2 separate regions of the Homo sapiens genome follow, and region 1 is linked to region 2. Evidence: read pairs that join two places in POLR2A ChIA-PET (ENCODE). Cell type or tissue: PC-9. All regions are shown on one strand. Links, peaks and the distances in the headings refer to the core of each region. The heading gives the core; the rest is flanking DNA.

Region 1 (5,000 bases), core at 1-5,000, 160 kb after region 2:
TCAGCCCACATCAGGGCACTGGTTGGAGATGGCTCTGGTTGAGGCTAAGCCAGGAGGAGAACTCCTTTGCCAGAAAAGTGAACCATTACCCCTCCGCAGCAGAGAAAGTCACAGAGGGAAGGGCCAGGGGGGCAAACTGGGCTCAGTCCAAGAAAGGAAAGAAGTAGGACTGTTCCAACAGGAGCCAGTGGGCTCCCTGTCACCAGAGATCATCAAACATAGGGTGCACAGCCACTTCTCAGACCCACTGCCTGGCACACAGTAGCTGCTCAATAAATGGTAAGCTAATGTAGAAGGGATCCTTGCATCTGGAATTAAGTTAGACAGATAAAACCTAAGGTCCCAACAACTCCAAAATTTCATGAGTCTACGTTGGAGCTTACTCATCCTCTCAGAGCCTTTCATAGACTTATGTACCCTTTGCAGGGACTTAGAGCTCAGCAGACCTGCCTTTGCCTATGGTGGAAGGGAACCAGGACATTAGGAAGATACTAAATAAAAGCCACTTGCTTTTACCACCCCACATATACTCCAATCCAAAAAGACTAAATCAGAAGCATTTCACATTATTCTATGGATGTTGGCTGAATGGTATAGGTATACATTCAATGAATGAATGAATGGCTGATAAAGCTTGGAAACAAGAGCAAGAGATCTAAGCTCTCCTGTATTTCAGGCTTGGTGTGTGCTTGGAGCTCCCTTATGCCTGTCCCCTCAGGGAAGAGAGTCCCTGGGCTGGAACAGGTTATGGGGTGTGAGTGGGCAGCAAAGCCTGGAAATCTAATTCCACTCACATGGGGGTGGGAAGGCACTGCTGAAACTTCAGAGAGCCTCAGGGGATCTGATTCTGCTATCTGCCCCAAACAAGCCTGCAGATTCGGAGTTGTGGTTGAGACGGATCTGTGGGTGCAGTCCCTGGCCCAGAACCAACGCACGAGAAGGCTAGTTTCATGAAGATGGACCCAGCAGGCTCCCACATACATTGTCCTCCAGACCTGCACTAGACCAGCAGTGTGCTTGCTACGGAGAAAGGCCACTAGGTAGCCTTTCCCCATGACTCCGGTCCCCTCTGCTCCGAGGTCCCATCTCTACTCCAAAGGATGGACAGCTCAGGTTCCCTCTCATTTAACAGCTTGGGAGCCCCCAGCCCCCTGAGGTAAAGTGGGGTGGGCACTGCTCCACTGAGCAGGAAAGCACAATTTTTCCCCCAAGGGCTTTCTCTAGTTGTTCCAGGAGCCTCAGTTCTGAGACTTCCCAGGCAAACAGAGGGAGGTCCTAGCCTGGCAGCCCTGGGTTCTTAGGGAAGGGAGAGACGGGAGACCTGGCAATAGTCCCAGGCAATGAAGATAGCAAGAGACCCAGGGGCAGGAGAGCAAACACGGGCAGAAGCTGGGGGAGTCTCCGCAGCCTGGGTACCCCCAGCCTCTGCATCTGATCTCCAATAAGCTCCAAGGTTGGGCTGTGGGAGGGAGGACACAGGGAGGTTCTTGTGTTACAAGAATCTAGCCTCCCCAAGTCCAGGACCCAGGCCACAGTTTTGCCTCTCAGCCAATAAAGCTGTTAAAGAAAAATATAAGAATGGGTCATTGGCAAACTCACATGCATTTCAACCTGAGCAATTTATGAATATCGAAATGTCTCAGTGTCTGCCCAAGCACTATTCCTGCCCCCACCCCTTTTCTTCCATGCCCCTCCTCAACCCCCATGGGGTGATGGTGCCCCAGCCCAAAGAACTATGGAACTGGGCTCTCCCAAGCCCCTGTGGAGTACCTCTTGGAGGAGGAGGCAGACAGAGATGAAGGGTGGGGAGAATGGCTTCAGGGACACCACTCATTTATCAAATATGCACCGAGCACAGACAGTGGGATGGGCACCGTGCTAGGCACCAGGAGACAGCACTCAGGGAGGCCCAGCAGGCAGTCCAGTGGGAAGACAGGCCCATATGCATATGACTGCAATTCAGAGCAGTCACGTCAGCAGGACTGTGGTCTCCCCTGCCACCCAGTCTTCATGTCACCTCTTCCAGGGTTACACTGAATTTGATCCTCCCTAGTTGAGGGTCTCTCCTTCCTCTTCATGCCTTTAGGATGGTAGTCCCCAGCTCTGAGACTCCTGGATGTTCTCTTTGTGTGTGTGGGGTGCGTGGGATGGGGGTGGGGGGTGGTGGTGTATGGGCAATGGGAGGGGCCCTGAGTCTCAGAGAGTGCCCAATACTACTTGGAGGAAGTGTTATCTGGTGTGAGTGTGTGTGTGTGTGTGTGTGTGAGAGAGAGAGAGAGAGATCCTCTTTTCCTGCCTCTGTGGCAGCCCCAGTGGAGCAATGGAAAGCCGGCATTGAATGACTGAGAGATAGAAGTTGTTTGCAGCCCCAGGCCTCCGTTGTGTCCTCCTGGAGGGCATAAGCCACCAAAATTACCCCTAAAGGGGGTTTCTTAGAGGACAATCCCTTTCCCCTCAATTCAGAGCTCTTTCACCAGGGGTTCCCATCCCAGCCTCAAAAGAGCTGACTTTTCCTCCAAAGTTAGCCCTTCTTAAGGCTCAAGTTGAGAAAAGTTGTTCACTGGCAGATTAAGGTATGTAAAAAAAAAAAAATCGTCAGGAAAGATTAAATCAGACCAAAAGAAGAATTTGTTAATGAGGGTTGAGGAAAGGAAGGCAGTATACAAGCACTTCCAAACGGAGGCTGTGGAATGTTGGTCGGAAGGGAGGGCTCTCCCTTGGGCCCCCAGACGCCCTCTCCTGACCAGCTCAGCACTGGCAGGGCTGGCCAGCTCTTGTTCCCCGGGGGCACCCTGTTATGGACCCTTTCTCAGGAAAGGGAGCACCTATCCTTGTCTAGCTGCCTTCCTGGGCCCCTACCCGGCCAGAGCTCCTCCTCCAGGTGGGCTCCTAGCTCCGGCCTTTCTTAGGCATGCAAGGGCCCCAGGGATGGGGAGGCAGTGGGAGGCAGGCTTATGGCCAAGAGGTCTGGCCAGACCTAGACCCCACAGACACAATGGCTAGGAAGGACTCTGATGTGTGTGGGGAGTAGCTGGTGTCTCCTCTAAGCCTGGGACCATGTTTGCCTCCACATATACTGGAGTTGGTGGTTTGGCCCACGGACATGGCTTCTCCCAGGCCCCAAACTGGGGTCTCCTGGGGCCCTCTGTTCCAAGGGTACCAGACAAACATATGCACAGGTGTCACAAACCCCTGATCCCTAACCCCTTTACAGCCCCTTCCTCATACCACTCCATACCATGGGGTATAAAGGAAACGGAGGAGGCACTCCAAGCGGGTTTCACTCAGCGGGGACAGGAGGATCGGCTACCTCCGGAGCCAAGGCTCCCTCTCACACTCCCCCCAATCCCACCAGCGGCAAAATCCTTTAAAAGGAACAAAGGCAATGGGGGCGGGGAGGGGGCTTCCTCTTTGGTCGACCTAGGGCGGCGGCTGACGCAGCCCGCCGCCGGTCAGCTTTCAGGTGAGTGCCTGAACCCGCATCCCGCCCATGCCTTAGGGACCCCTCTTCGCCCAGCCAAGCCCGGGGCGGGGAGGAAAGTCCCCCTCAGCCGCACTCGGGCCCCCAACCCGGCCAAGGGGTCGCCAACTCGCGGCACTTTCTGCCTGTTTGTTTTCGCTCAGTACTCACAGTTTAGATGCTAAGCCGGCTCCTCTTGCACTCACTTCCTTTGTGTCTCTCTCTCTCTTTCTCTCTCTCTCCCCCTCACCAATCTCTTTCTTCCCTCCTTGTCCGATTCTCTGCTGTAGCTTCCAGTGGAGAAAAATAATTATTCTTCAATGGGTTAGCACGGGGCGCACGCACACACGCGCGCGCACACACACCCCGCCGAGGTACCCAATCAATGCACAAATCTTCGGGGTCCCTTTAACCTCTGCGGATGACTCCGGGAGTTAATTATGAAGCCTATTTCGGCGCGGCATAAATATGCATTAAGGTAGGAAATAATCGATACGCTGAACTTCTGGGAACTGGCATTTAGACGGACTCCGTCTCGCCGCCCCCCACTCCCTCCATGGCCCCACGAGCCACCTCCACAGCCTCGCGCCTTCCCGGGGTCGCAACGCCTATCACAAGCTTCTACCCGGGTTTCAGGGGGCCCCTGTAGTGGCGTGGGCGCCGCGCCGGTGCCGGGAGACCCCCTCGTGCGCCCTCTGCGGTCGGGGCAGACCCTCAGCCGGAGCTTCTTCCTCCCCCACCCCTGCAGGCCGGGCCCAAGCTGCGACACCCCCAGCACGGGCTCAGCCTGTGAACAAACTCCGAGCTCAGTACTCGGAGGAACTGGCGAGAGCGGGACGGCTACCTGCCCGCACGCCCGATTTCCGGGCACAGCTAGAAAGACCGGGACGCGATTCAACTCCCAATCCGGTGAATCCGCCTAGCGCCTTCGGGTCCTGCCGCCCCCGGCCAGTCCCGACCCGCACACATATGCAGGCATTTGCACACACGCGCGCACACACATGCACGCACATGCACACACACATATGCACACCCTCGCGCACACAGACACTCCCGCGCGCGCTCACGCCCGCACACACTCAGGGTTATAACAAAGGAAGAGGGGCCAGCGCTGCCTTACTTTTGTCTCTCTTCTCTCTTTTGCAGCCCCCCAGCCCCGGGGCCGGCGTGCCCGGCCCACCCCGCCCTCCGCGCCCCCCGACGGCCGCGGTCAGCCGGCATTCCGGAGCAGCGCGTCGGAGCTGCAACTTCGCGCCTAAGCGCCCGCACCTCGCAGCCCGGCGGGCGGGAGACAAAAGCTGCGGCGCCGCCGCCGGAGGCCGCGCGGCCAAGGTGTGTTCGCTAATTGTCAGGAAATGTGTGTGTGTGCGGCCGGGAGCCCGCAGGGGCGGGGGAGGGGACGGAGGAAGAGGAGACCCACCCCTCCTACCCCCGCCACTCGCCAGCGCCGGGTACCCGAACCGGGATTAGAGAATAAATTATCTGCTCTCTTCTCATTGGGCTGTGGCTGAGGACGCCGTCGGCGGCGCCGGGCTGGGAG
Region 2 (6,233 bases), core at 563-5,562:
CCTGTCTCATAACACCACCACCACCAACAACAAACCCCACTTCTGACTGTGTGTACCTTCTGAAAAGATTTGGGGAGCCCCCAGGGGTTCCCCCAGGGGTTCCTGGACCACACTTGGAGAACCAGTGCTCTAGCACAATGCCAGAGACTTCAGTGGTGATCGGTATCTACTCCTTTGCCCCGCAAGTTAATTTGGGATGGGGGATGATGTGACACCACACACATAATTTAATGTAATTCCAAGCTGTTCTTTTTTCTGAGATGAGTGGTGCAGATGTGGGGAATCTTGGGGCTAGAGAGACTGCCCCAAAAGGCCTGGGTATGGGACTCAGTTGTGAGGTGGACCAAGCTGACTTAGCTGTGAAGGACAGAACTGCAGTTCTGTGTTCCTGGAGCCTTAAAGAGGCATCTAAAGAAAGTCAACCCTGCTAGGCGGAAAGACAGAATGGGTGAGCCTGGTGGGAGGCCAGGGTCAAGGAGCCAGCCGTGTGCTGCCCACCCCACCCCCAACCATGACTGGCGAGGGAGGGAGTTGACCAACTCCACTCCTCACCCCTACCTGGCATCTGTCTGCCTATTCTTTTTTTTCCCCCTTTTTGTGGAGAATGGGGTCTTGAGATATTGACCAGGCAGGTTTTGAACTCCTGGGCTCAAGCTACCTTCCGCCTCTGCCTCCCTAAGTGCTGGGATTACAGGTGTGAGCCACCACGCCCAGTCTGTCTGCCCATTCTGACCCTCGTGGGCATTTCCAGCAAGGGCTGGGACAGCAAGGCTAACATTGCTTATGAGGAATGACTTGGGCTCTCAAATATCTGCTCTACTAACTCTGCCCCTGGGCCCAGGCGTGCAGAGCCCCACAGCTGGGGGGCTTATTCCTTGACTGACCAATCCAGTGACGCAAGAGTGGGGACCGAAAACAGCCAGTTTTCAGTGTAGCCACGTCAACACAAGCAGTCCCATGACAACCAGCTCCAGTGGAACTGGGGCGTCTTACTACACACACCCTTGGCACACTCACCTCTGTGCTGTTTTTTTTTTTTTTCTTTTTGAGATGGAGTTTTTGCTCATGTTGCCTAGGGTGGAGGGCAATGGTGCGATCTCGGCTTACCTCAACCTCTGCCTCCCGGGTTCAAGCAATTCTCCTGCCTCAGCCTCTCGAGTAGCTGGGATTACAGGCATGTGCCTGGCTAATTTTGTATTTTTAGTAGAGACGGGGTTTCTCCGTGTTGGTCAGGCTGGTCTCGAACTCTCGACCTCAGGTGATCCGCCCGCCTTGGCCTCCCAAAGTGCTAGGATTATAGGCGTGAGCCACAGTGCCCAGCCACCTCTGTGCTGTTAACATCCATCCTGTAGGTGTTAGTTTATGGCCCCAACTTTATTATAAGTAAATTCCTTGAAGGAGGGGACGTGCCTCAATTGCTTCTGTATTTTCCATGGCACCTAGAACAATAGTAAGGTCTTAATAAATGTTGATGTGTTTATTAGGGAATGGGTTTTCACTTGATTTAACTATCAAGTTCCCCTTTATAAGGGGCTGGGGCCAGGAAAGCGGGTGGAGGCCCTTTATTAAACATTTATTGAGTACCTGTTCTCACTCCTTAGGTTTTCTCCAGTGATGTATTGCTTAAAAAGCATGTTCATGTGTTGTCTCATTTAATCCTTGCAGTAATGTGATGGGTGTGAGCTGACTGTGAAAGTGACTCTCTAAGTCATTGCAATGCACTCTGTGGGAAGAATGTGCTAGCCCAGCAAGGCTGTCTTTGTGATGTCCGATGTGTACGTGCGTGGGGAGGCGCTCCCAAAAGCTGCGCTGGGGCAGGGTGTCCTGAACGGCGTTACCAGATGTATCTTGACAAAGAGGTTGGCACCACCATGAAGACCAATTCAACCAGCTCTCCTAGCCCAGCTTCCATGCTCTTCAAGGAGACTTCCCACTGAACTTCCGAATACCCTTGTGTGAAACTGCCACAGGCAGTGAATGTGCTCATCAGCAAACCCAAGTATCTGGTTGGTTTGACAGGGGTTTTGTTATTCATTAGAAATGAATGAATTGGCATGTTGGCTGAATCCATTCCTCTCCTAGAGCTCAGTGAGTCTGCTCCTGAGCCTCCTAGCCTGTTGATAAGCAAGGTTTCTGAGCAGCAAAGTGAGGCTGCTCACTTTGGCAAACAGGTCTTCAGGTGAGCCCGGCCACCATGTGAGGCCCTGTTGGCAGGCCAGGCTCTCCCCAGGCCCCACCTGGCCTCACCAATGGCTCTTGGATTCACAGAGGACTGCACATTGGACTGGGAGACAGGGCAAGCCAGGGGTCCCTTAGCAGAGAAGGGATCCCTGCCAGTAACTAGCCTGCTGTGAGTATGAAGTTGCCACTTACCAAGGACCCTCCTGATGGACACAACAAAGGCGATGGGTGATTGCTGCCAGGGCTCATAAAGAGGTGATTCAGAATCTAGCTGGGGGAACTTTGAAAGGTCATTGCACCTTGACCCTAGCTTCCAGGCGGGACATGTGGTGAGTTCTGCTGCAATGGCTGGGTGCCCTCACAGGCCAGAGCTCAGGTTAATGCAGCTCAGAGCTCGAATTCTGATCACAGGAAGAGAATGGTGAGGAGGATGGAGGCAGGGGTGCTGGCTGGGCCCAGAACACCAAAGGCAGAGCTGAACACTTCCACTGGGAAGTGGGGGTTTTGGCCTCTTGGGCTGGGAAATTCCTGGCCGGCACTGTCTGTTTATCAGGGAAGCTGAGTCAGACTGAAACGTATCTCCTAAAAAGCTCTGCTATTTCTAGGATTCCATCCGGTCAAAGCCAGCCTCCTCTTCCCTGGGGAATTCCTTTGAGGGTGGAGAGATAGAGGGGACAGACTGGCCTTTTCCTAGACATGGAAACCTGAAATCTGAGTTTTTGCCCATTTATGGACCTGAAATCCCCTCCCCCACCTAGGATGACTCATCCCCCAGCTTGACCCAACTGCCCCTAGAGAGGGGAAAGGGTGAAACTGAGATGGTGGGATTAGCTCAGGGAGGGGGTTGGAGGCTGGAAAGAGAAAGGAAAAGACAACTGAAAAGGATGGGGAATTCCTTTGCAAAGAGATGGTGAGGAGAGGATTTCAGAGCCAAAAAGAGGCAGAATGAGAAAGAGAGAAAGATTTTCATCCCAGAGGGAAGCTGCATGCCTGGCAGAGTAAAAATCTTCCAGGTTAAGGTAGGTTCAGGCCCTCACCTTGAGTAAATTCTGGAACTTTAGTGTGATCAGAGCCACTTGCCGTGCTTGTGAAAATGCAGAGATTCCCGTGCCCTCCCTGGGCTGTGATCCGCTTCCAGGCTCCTTCAGGGATCTGAAGTAGGAAGTTCTGAAACACAGAAAGAGGATTGACTGGGAATCCTTCTCCCAACCTGGGGCCTCTGCTGTATAAAGCGACTCACAACCCCTCTGCAGGTGCCAATGTCAGAGGCAGAGCCCTGGTCCAAGGGTGACGTTTCTAACATTCTTATAAAAATCTGTGAAAGACTTTGGCCAGGCCCAGTGGCTCAAGCCTGTGATCCCAGCACTTTAGGAGGCTGAGGCAGGTGGATCTCTTGAGGTGAGGAGTTCGAGACCAGCCTGGCCAACATGGCAAAACCCGTCTCTACTAAAAATACAAAAAAATTAGCTGGGTGTGGTGGCATGCACCTGTAGTCCCAGCTACTGGAGGAGCAGGGGGGCGCTGAGGTGGAGGATCGCTTGTGCTCAGGAGGTCGAGGCTGCAGTAAGCTGAGATTGCACCATTGTACTCCAGCCTGGGCCACAGAGTGAGATCCTGTGTCAAAAAAAAAAAAGACTTTTTATCGGATGGAGAAAGCCAGTCCCCACCAGGCCAAATATGCCTCCTCATTGCAGCACTGCCCACCTCCCCACATAATCATATCAGAGAAGCTTTGGAAAGAACTGCTTTCCTAGTCAATACAATCCTAGGATCTTTACAGCCAGAAGGGACTTCTTCAGGTATCATCTGGCGGGATTTTTCACCTGAAGCAGAAATTCCTTCTAGCAACAACCCCCACATCTCTATCTCCAACCCAAATCTCTCAAACTCCAGGCTCCTCATACCACTTATCTTTGCCTGGAGGCCTAAGTGCCTCTGACTTCACCTCACACCTCCTCCATCTGCAAGTCTTCCCCGACCCAGCTAATGGACACTCTACCCTCCAAGTTTCTCAGGCCAGAGACCATGGAGTGATTCTTGGTTTCTCTCTTTCTTTCATACCCTACATCTAATCCATCAGGAAAGCCTGTTGGCTCTAGCTTCAGAATATGTCAGAAATCTGACAACTTGTCATTTCTTTACTACTGACTCCAGTCCAAGCCCCATTACCTCTTTCCAGAATTGGACAATGTCGACCCTCCCATGGCTAGTCTCAACAAGCAGAAGAATTTTTTTTAATTCTATCTCAAAAAAAAAAAATGTCATTCCTTTGCTCAGAACTTCCTGGTGGTTGGCAATTTCATTCTGAATAAAAGCCACAGCCCATGTAATGGTTCACAAGGCCCTGTGTAATCTACCTTCCCCACCCTTGTTACCTCTCCTGACACGTCTTCTGCTACTCTCTCATGCACTCTGCTCCAGCATCAATGGCTGTTCTAGAACTTGCAACCTGCTCTTGCCTTGAGGCCTTTGCAATGGTTGTTCCCTCCACCCTGAACACTGTTCCCCCAGATAGCCACATAGCTAGCTCCACCCCCAACCCCTGCCACCAGGTTTTTATTCAAATGCCACCTTCTCAGGAAGGCCTTCTCTGATCACCCTTATTTAAAATTTCAATCCTGTCTCCTCTCCATCCCCATACCCCATCCTTATTATTAGTATTTTCCTAATTCTTATCATGACTATTTATTTATTTTTTGATATGGAGTCTTGCTCTATCGCTCAGGCTGGAGTGCAGTGGCACTATCTTGGCTCACTGCAACCTCTGCCTCCCGGGTTCAAGCTACTCTCCTGCCTCGGCCTCCTGAGTAGCTGGGATTACGGGCGCCTGCCACCATGCCCAGCTAATATTTGTATTTTTAGTAGAGACAGGGTGTCACCATGTTGGCCAGGCTGGTCTCGAACTCCTGACCTCAGGTGATCCTGCCTTTCTCTGCCTCCCAAAGTGCTGGGATTACAGGCATGAGCCACCATGCCAGGTCTATTTATTTATTTACTTATGAGACAGCGTCTCACTTTGTTGCCCAGACTGGAATACAGTGGTGCAATCTCTGCTCACTGCAACCTCTGCCTCCCGGGCTCAAGCAATCTTCCCACCTCCACCTCCCAAGTAGCTGGTACTACAGGTGTGTGCTACCATTCCTGACTAATTTTTCTTCTTTCTTTCTTTTTAGAGATAGGTTCTCACTCTCTTGCCCAGGCTGGAGTACAGTGGTACAATCTTGGCTTACTGCAGCCTTGACCTCCCAGGCTCAAGCAATCCTCCCACCTCATCCTCCCGAGTAGCTGAGACTACAGATGTGAACCACCACACCCGTCTAACTTTTGCATTTTTTTGTAGAGACAGGGTTTGGCCATGTTGCCCAGGCTGGTCTGGAACTCCTGGACTCAAGTGACCTGCCTGCCTTGACCTCCCAGAATGCTGGGACTATAGGCTTGAGCCACTGTGCCTGGCCATGGCCTTTTAATATACTATATCATTTACTTATTTACTATACTTGTCTTTCTCCACTAGAATGGATGCCCCATAAGACAAAAATCTCAGTTTTGTTCACAGATGTATCTCCAGAGCCTGGAACAGTATACACTGTTGGCACTCAGTAAATACTGAATGAATGACTGAATGACTGAATGAACATCATACTTTTTTTTTTTTTTTTTTGAAACAGAGTCTTGCTCTGTCCCCATGGCTGGAGTGCAGTGGTGTGATCTTGGCTCACTGCAATCTCCACATCCTGGTTTCAAGTGACTCTCTTGCCTCAGCCTCCTGCATAGCTGGGATTACAGGCACACGCCACCACACCTGGCTAATTTTTGTAATTTTAGTAGAGACTGGGTTTCATCATGTTGGCCAGGCTGGTCTCGAACACCTGACCTCAAGTGACCCACCTGCCTCAGCCTCCCAAAGTGCTGAGATTACAGGCATGAGTCACTGCGCCCGGCCTGCATGAATGTCCTATGTAGGTGGTTGCCTTATCAAGCTGAATCTAGTGTCTCAGTAGCCCCCACTCACTGGTCCTGGTCCTGGTCCTTGTCCTGGTCCTGCTCTCTGA

What was found. ChIA-PET counts read pairs that join two places held together with the same protein. Peaks named below come from ENCODE experiments on the same cell type or tissue, not always from the same donor. Only the 100,000 strongest peaks of a DNase experiment are listed, where the experiment ranks them.
Region 1: POLR2A ChIA-PET joins it to region 2 with 11 read pairs; 5 of 35 experiments call an interaction of 5 or more read pairs at or near these places.

What each region holds. Positions count from the first base shown.
Region 1 is chr1:205,452,286-205,457,285 of GRCh38, forward strand. BLACAT1 (BLACAT1 overlapping LEMD1 locus) reads right to left here and starts at 3,760. Exons shown (of 2, transcript NM_001397426.2): 1 at 3,632-3,760. LEMD1-DT (LEMD1 divergent transcript) reads left to right here and starts at 3,773. Exons shown (of 3, transcript NR_148934.1): 1 at 3,773-3,938; 2 at 4,607-4,792. In PC-9, for the core only: no CTCF peak of the experiment used is centred there; no DNase peak of the experiment used is centred there; H3K4me3 peaks cover 704 bases; H3K27me3 peaks cover 2,170 bases.
Region 2 is chr1:205,291,815-205,298,047 of GRCh38, forward strand. No RefSeq gene overlaps it. Among named protein-coding and RNA genes, the nearest start is that of NUAK2, 27 kb to the right of the region's middle. RefSeq lists enhancers at 1-106, 2,103-3,302, 2,831-3,684. In PC-9, for the core only: no CTCF peak of the experiment used is centred there; a DNase peak (open chromatin) is centred at 2,787; H3K27ac peaks cover 1,716 bases.